2 separate regions of the Homo sapiens genome follow, and region 2 is linked to region 1. A link is a contact called in ENCODE Hi-C data. All regions are on one chromosome and are shown on one strand. The core of a region is the stretch at or near the end of the contact, and the rest is flanking DNA. Distances in the headings are between cores, read along the strand shown. Region 1 overlaps ENOX1 (ecto-NOX disulfide-thiol exchanger 1). Region 2 overlaps ENOX1 (ecto-NOX disulfide-thiol exchanger 1).

Evidence for each region. A loop is a pair of places that touch in the nucleus more often than their neighbours do. Pooled maps may share reads with other maps.
Region 2: a loop to region 1 is called in a map of A673, with 2.1 times the contacts of the local background. The contact joins two enhancer-like sites. A Hi-C loop is called at or near these places in 1 of 168 maps with a recorded cell type or tissue (A673), 5 of 37 single-sample maps with no recorded cell type and 4 of 50 pooled maps.

The regions. Positions count from the first base shown.
Region 1 is chr13:43,306,583-43,309,299 of GRCh38, forward strand. The region is part of intron 11 of ENOX1 (ecto-NOX disulfide-thiol exchanger 1); the gene reads right to left. Among named protein-coding and RNA genes, the nearest start is that of ENOX1-AS2, 140 kb to the right of the region's middle. Within about 2 kb of position 1,394, at least 11 of the 41 ENCODE cell types and tissues checked have a DNase peak (open chromatin) inside an H3K27ac peak, as active enhancers do.
Region 2 is chr13:43,387,609-43,390,325 of GRCh38, forward strand. The region is part of intron 5 of ENOX1 (ecto-NOX disulfide-thiol exchanger 1); the gene reads right to left. Among named protein-coding and RNA genes, the nearest start is that of ENOX1-AS2, 60 kb to the right of the region's middle. Within about 2 kb of position 1,308, at least 4 of the 41 ENCODE cell types and tissues checked have a DNase peak (open chromatin) inside an H3K27ac peak, as active enhancers do.

The DNA of each region.
Region 1 (2,717 bases), core at 144-2,643:
GACTTCATCCTAACTGACAGTAGTTGGTCTTGGCCAAAGACAGAAACTTTAAACAGCAATCCTTCCCTCCAAAACAACTCCTCTCATTTTCTCACCAATCTACAGTATAAAAGCAGTGATCTCTTTTTCCTCCCATCTTACAAATGTCCTTCCTTTTTAACAAGTGGTCATTTCTAATTTTCATCAAGAAACTTTCCCCTTAAGAAGTGTATTTCCCCTCTCCTGCTCTACCCTCTACATAGAAACACACACACGCACACACACAGTTATATTAGTATTTGAATTGGTGCTTCTACCATATAAAACACATCCACACTATGAAATGTGAAATGATGGCCAGCTCAAACCTAAAGTATATCTTCTCAGTTCTATGCATTGCTCTTTGCAAGGAGTAGCATCTTTTTTTGTAAAGTTTTTATTTTATAGTGCCAAATACTTGCAATAATGGGTTGAACAGAAAACTTTTTTTGAAAGTTACTTCCGCCTTAGGTAAACCCTAACTATCCAGACTAGTAAGTGGGCACCAAGACTTCACTTTTATGCTTGGGCAATGACTCTGCTTGGGCTGTCTCTGAGCCTCCTCCTCCCCACTGTTCTCATTACCAACATTGAAATTGACTTATGAACACTTACTTGTGTCTGGCAATAGGATAGAAAGTATCTGCATCCTCTCTAAATGTATAACCAAGGTGGGAGGACCCAGTATGAACAGGTAGCTGGCATCTTGAGGTATCTGTACCACTTTGGTATCTCTTAAATGAGAAACCTGGGACTCATCCCAGATGTTACGAATCTGAGATTCTGGAATGGGGCCCAGGGATGTGCCTTTCAGCAAGTTTCTAGGGTGATTCTGATGCATGCCAACATTTTAGAGCCACCTCCCTGGCCTTTAGGGACCAGGTCCCCACTTCCTAATGCTTTCTTCATGACTTTCTTCTAGTCTTAGATTTCTTTCATTAGTTTTTCATATTTGCTTTCTTTCAGCCTTTTCCAACAGCTGAAAGGACCTTCTCTCCTGCTTTTACAACCCAACACAGCCTTCTGGGCTTCTCTGCCTCTGCCATGTCTTCTCACATTCCATTAACCTATCGGCCTGCTCCTTGCTGAATGCTACCTCCTGCCTCTCCAGGAATGACACTGTGACTGAATGCTTGCGTAAATCCTACAGGCAGTGTCTCCAAAACACATTGTCCTCAACTGCTCGATGTTGTTGTGCATTACTTTTCTTTGCAGCCATATGTCTGGAGAAAGTTTCTGCTATGGCAGGCTTGTGGCTTGCACCCAGGAGAGGCCAGGCTGAACCTCTGGAACTAATTGCCCTTGACCGGGCCCCGGGAACAGCCTTTTCACTGTGGGAGAGGAGGCCCCTCCCATGTACACATGCTTACCACACCAGTCTCTAGATTCGCAGAGGCTTTTCTCCTTGGCGAGTGGCCAGGCATGCCTGCTTCCCTCTCTCACTGCTGACGGATGAGCAAACAGTTCCTGTCTATTCTCCTAGAGGTAGAGAAAGGCAGAGACTCTGTCCTTGGCTTGCATCACCACTCATATCAGGCCACCCTCCACACTTTGCCCTCCCTTTTCAAGCCGCCCTTTTTTCCAGTGAACCAGAGGATACTCCAAATGTGCCCGACACAGACCTGTGAGGGGACTTCTCCACCTGGGTCTCACACGCTCCACTTAAACTACCTCCCTCTCACTTCTCCTTTCTTTGCTCCTTTATCATTGCCTATGTCAGTCACTTCCTGTCCACTACAGATTTTTATACTTTACTCCATTTTTGTTTTCTTCTCATTCCCACATTACTTTACCTCACCTCAACCCGTTTTGTCCTTCTTTCCCACCTAATAGGTGGGAAAAGAGGTAACCTTTCTCACATCCTCACAAAAAAAGTTTCTGCTTTGTTCATTAAAATGATTTGTTTTGCATTTCTGGTGAGTATAATTTTTCAGGTAGCAATATTTTATTCTTACCAGTGCCTCCTTAAAAAGCCTTTGCAAGTGCTGAGGTGCCAGTTAAGCACTATATGACAGCCATCATCCTCACATTACAGGCCAGTGGTTTTCAATCCTTTGTGCAGCGAATCACCTGGGGACTGTTTTAATAACACCGATGCCTGGGCATTAACCTGCGGCCATTGGTATGTGTATAAAGTTTCCCAGGTGATTCTCATGTGCAGACGGGGCTGTGAACCACACATTCACACCTTCTGCTCTACACCAGCATCAACTCTCCACATTGCCACAGTGCCTGGTATTTGCAAAATGCCACAGAATCCCTTAATTGTTTATTTCTCACAGTCTTATTGAGGAACTCTCAGGATGAGCCTCATGTCATTGCTGAGAAAGCTGAGGCTTGGTGAAGGGATATTATTTGCCAAGCCATGCCAGAAATAAAACCAAGGTACTTCAAGGGCCCTCTGACCTCATCTGCTCAAAGTTACTTTTTTTTTTTTTTTTTTTCCAGAGTCTCGCTGTCACCCAGGCTGGAGTGCAGTGGTGTGACCTTGGCTCGCTGCAACCTCTGCCTCCCGGGCTTACACGATTCTCCTGCCTCAGCCTCCCATCTAGCTGGGATTACAGGTGTGTGCCACCACACCTGGCTAATTTTTGTATTTTTAGTAGAGACAGGGTTTCACTATGCTGGCCAGGCTGGTCTGGAACTCTTGACCTCAAATGATCCGCCTACCTCGGCCTCCCAAAGTGCTGGGATTACAG
Region 2 (2,717 bases), core at 58-2,557, 81 kb after region 1:
GAAAGGTGAAAAAGAAAGGTTTAAAAATCTCTGTAGTTTTAATTTTATTCTGATTGCTAGAGGAGATATATAAACATACACATGCACACACACACATATATAAACATATATACACATATATGCATAAACATATAAATATGTAAATGCACACATATATACATATGTAAATACATATATATACATATATAAACATTTATAGATACATATGCAAAAACATAGACAGACATATACATAACTGGTGTTTTCGAACATTTGACAAGGATTCATACTAGAGAATCAGTGGCATAGAAATTGCAGTATAGGAGGTAAAATTGGATATTAATGTTTGGAAGTACTTCAGACTGCTCAGGAAAAGTTAACCATAGGTGGGTGGAAGCTTTTCCCCAGCTGGAGAAGCTCAGTATGTCAATGAAACCGGAGGTTACTAATAAAAACACATGAATGACATGAACAGGTCTATTCTGAAAATAGCAGAGTTGGAAAATGCTAACGTTAGAGACAGAGTCAGTAACAACAATGAAGCCTGCCAGATTGGTGTCACTTAAGAGACATGATCTAAATAGAAAGAAACTCAACCCATTGCATGAGGATGCTTAAGTTATTTTGTTTGAAGAGAAATTTATCTTGCTCAGTGGAATAAGCCAGAAGACTAAACAGGAAAAGACCATTAGGGAAAGATACCCAACGAGCAAATCAGAACAATATGAAAAAAGTAATATCTTAAAGCCACCTATATTAATAAATTTGGTTTGCCTGTTCAGAGTTCTAAAAATGACTTGTGAGGGGAGAGTACAGTGTTTCTTTGTACTCCATTACTCTTTGGGGTAAAACCTGTTTGACAACTCAGTTCAACATGACTGACAGTATTAATCATGCACCTATATGTGGCTAGCACTGCACTAGGAAGTGTCTCTGCTCATAAACAGTGAAACCTACTAAAGAGAAAAGGCATGATGTTAACACCACCTGGGATGTGGAGTGTATCCATTTCACAAAATCCTATCAGCAGAGCAAATAATGGGAACAAATTGACTACAGGCCAGGGTCAAATCCTAAGGTAAAAGCAGTAACTGCCCTCGGGTGGGTAGGAGAGAGCATCTCTGAAATTGGCCAGAGCTACCAGGGAAGGCTATTAGAATGAAGTGGGACTTGAGGCTGCCCTTGGAGGAGCTGGTAAAATTTTGATAGGTGGAGAGGCAGAGGAAGGTGTCTCTGAATCATTAACAGCTGAACAAGAGCTGTTCAATCTTATCCAACTGTGAGTCTGGAAACACTGCCTAATTATTAACTAGCAGGTGAAAAGAACAGAAAAAAAACCACTGGTGCCACTGCCAGGCTTCCATCTGGCTGTGGTATCATCAGGAGGCCCTTAAAGTTATAGTTCTTGGGCAATAAGAAGGCAGCATCTTTTACTAAATTAACAAAATTAACTTACTAAATAACAAAAGTAATTTTAATTACACCCAGATTTAGCAGGGAAACTAAATAGCAAACATTCAAGTAAGTGTCTCTGTTGATAAGCATATAACTAGAAACACTCTTTTGGAAGTAATTTTGTGATGTCTCAACAGTAACTAAACGACCATGTCATCTGTTGACCTGGCAATTGACCTTAAAGAAATAGTCCAAATGGGAAATAAGAAGTCAAAGATACTAACTGCAGAGTTATTGATACTATTGAAAAACTGGAAACAGCTCAAAGACTACCAACAGAGTAGTCAAAGTAATGGAAGCAGATGTGTGATATCATTCACCCATGGAGTTAGTAAAAGTTAAAATTATTTTAAATAGCCCCTGTTGGTGTGAGTGTAAAATGGGTTTAAATTTTATACAGGGCAATTTTGGAAATATCAAAATTTAAAATATGCATTCCTCTGAATCAGCTCCAGAAACGCTGAGAAGGGATCAACAGTTAAAATACTTAATCCACGTAGAGGGCTTTACTGACTCCAAAACATCTCCTTATTTCCTTTTTTAAAAATGACATTATCCACAATACATATGATCTTTGAAAGAAAAGGAAGAAAGAAAGATAGATATTATTGATAGTCCCATTTTCTAATGAGGAAACTGAAGGTCAAAGAGGTAAAGGAATTTAACTTTCTCTAGCCCTAAGTTCATATGCCTGAAAAATCATGATGCAACTGGTTGGAATTTCACAAGGCTAAATACAGTCATCTTGTTTAAGTGAAAATATCTCTTGATTTAGATATAGAACCCCATTTCATGGAGCCAAGACAGTAGGGTCTACGGAAACAATGGCTGTCCTATTCTTCCCTGGAGATGATAACACTGCTTCTACTACACTTGACAGAGGGGGAGAAGGGGAGAACAAAAAAAATTTTTTGGTCTTCTGACCTAGCCTGTATGAAAGAACAAATAACTTATGTGCAAATATAAGATACAGTGTGAGTGCTGAAAACGAGGTAAGGATTATGAGAGGTCTATTATCTACATGTGTTGTATATACTTGGAGAACACGTTTGAATGGGGGAGGTGCGGCATTATTTCACAGCAGGAGAAATAATCATTCTCATCATTTCTAAAAGCCAAGCAGCCTTCAGTCAGTTTCACAATAATCAATTAATTAGCTAAAGTAAATATTTAGAATGAGTTACGGCACAAAGATATGAAATCATGGCATATAAATGAGCTTTAGACATGTAAACTGACTCTTTAGGAGGAGAAATTACTCAAGAGGGAGAAGTGGTATTGCA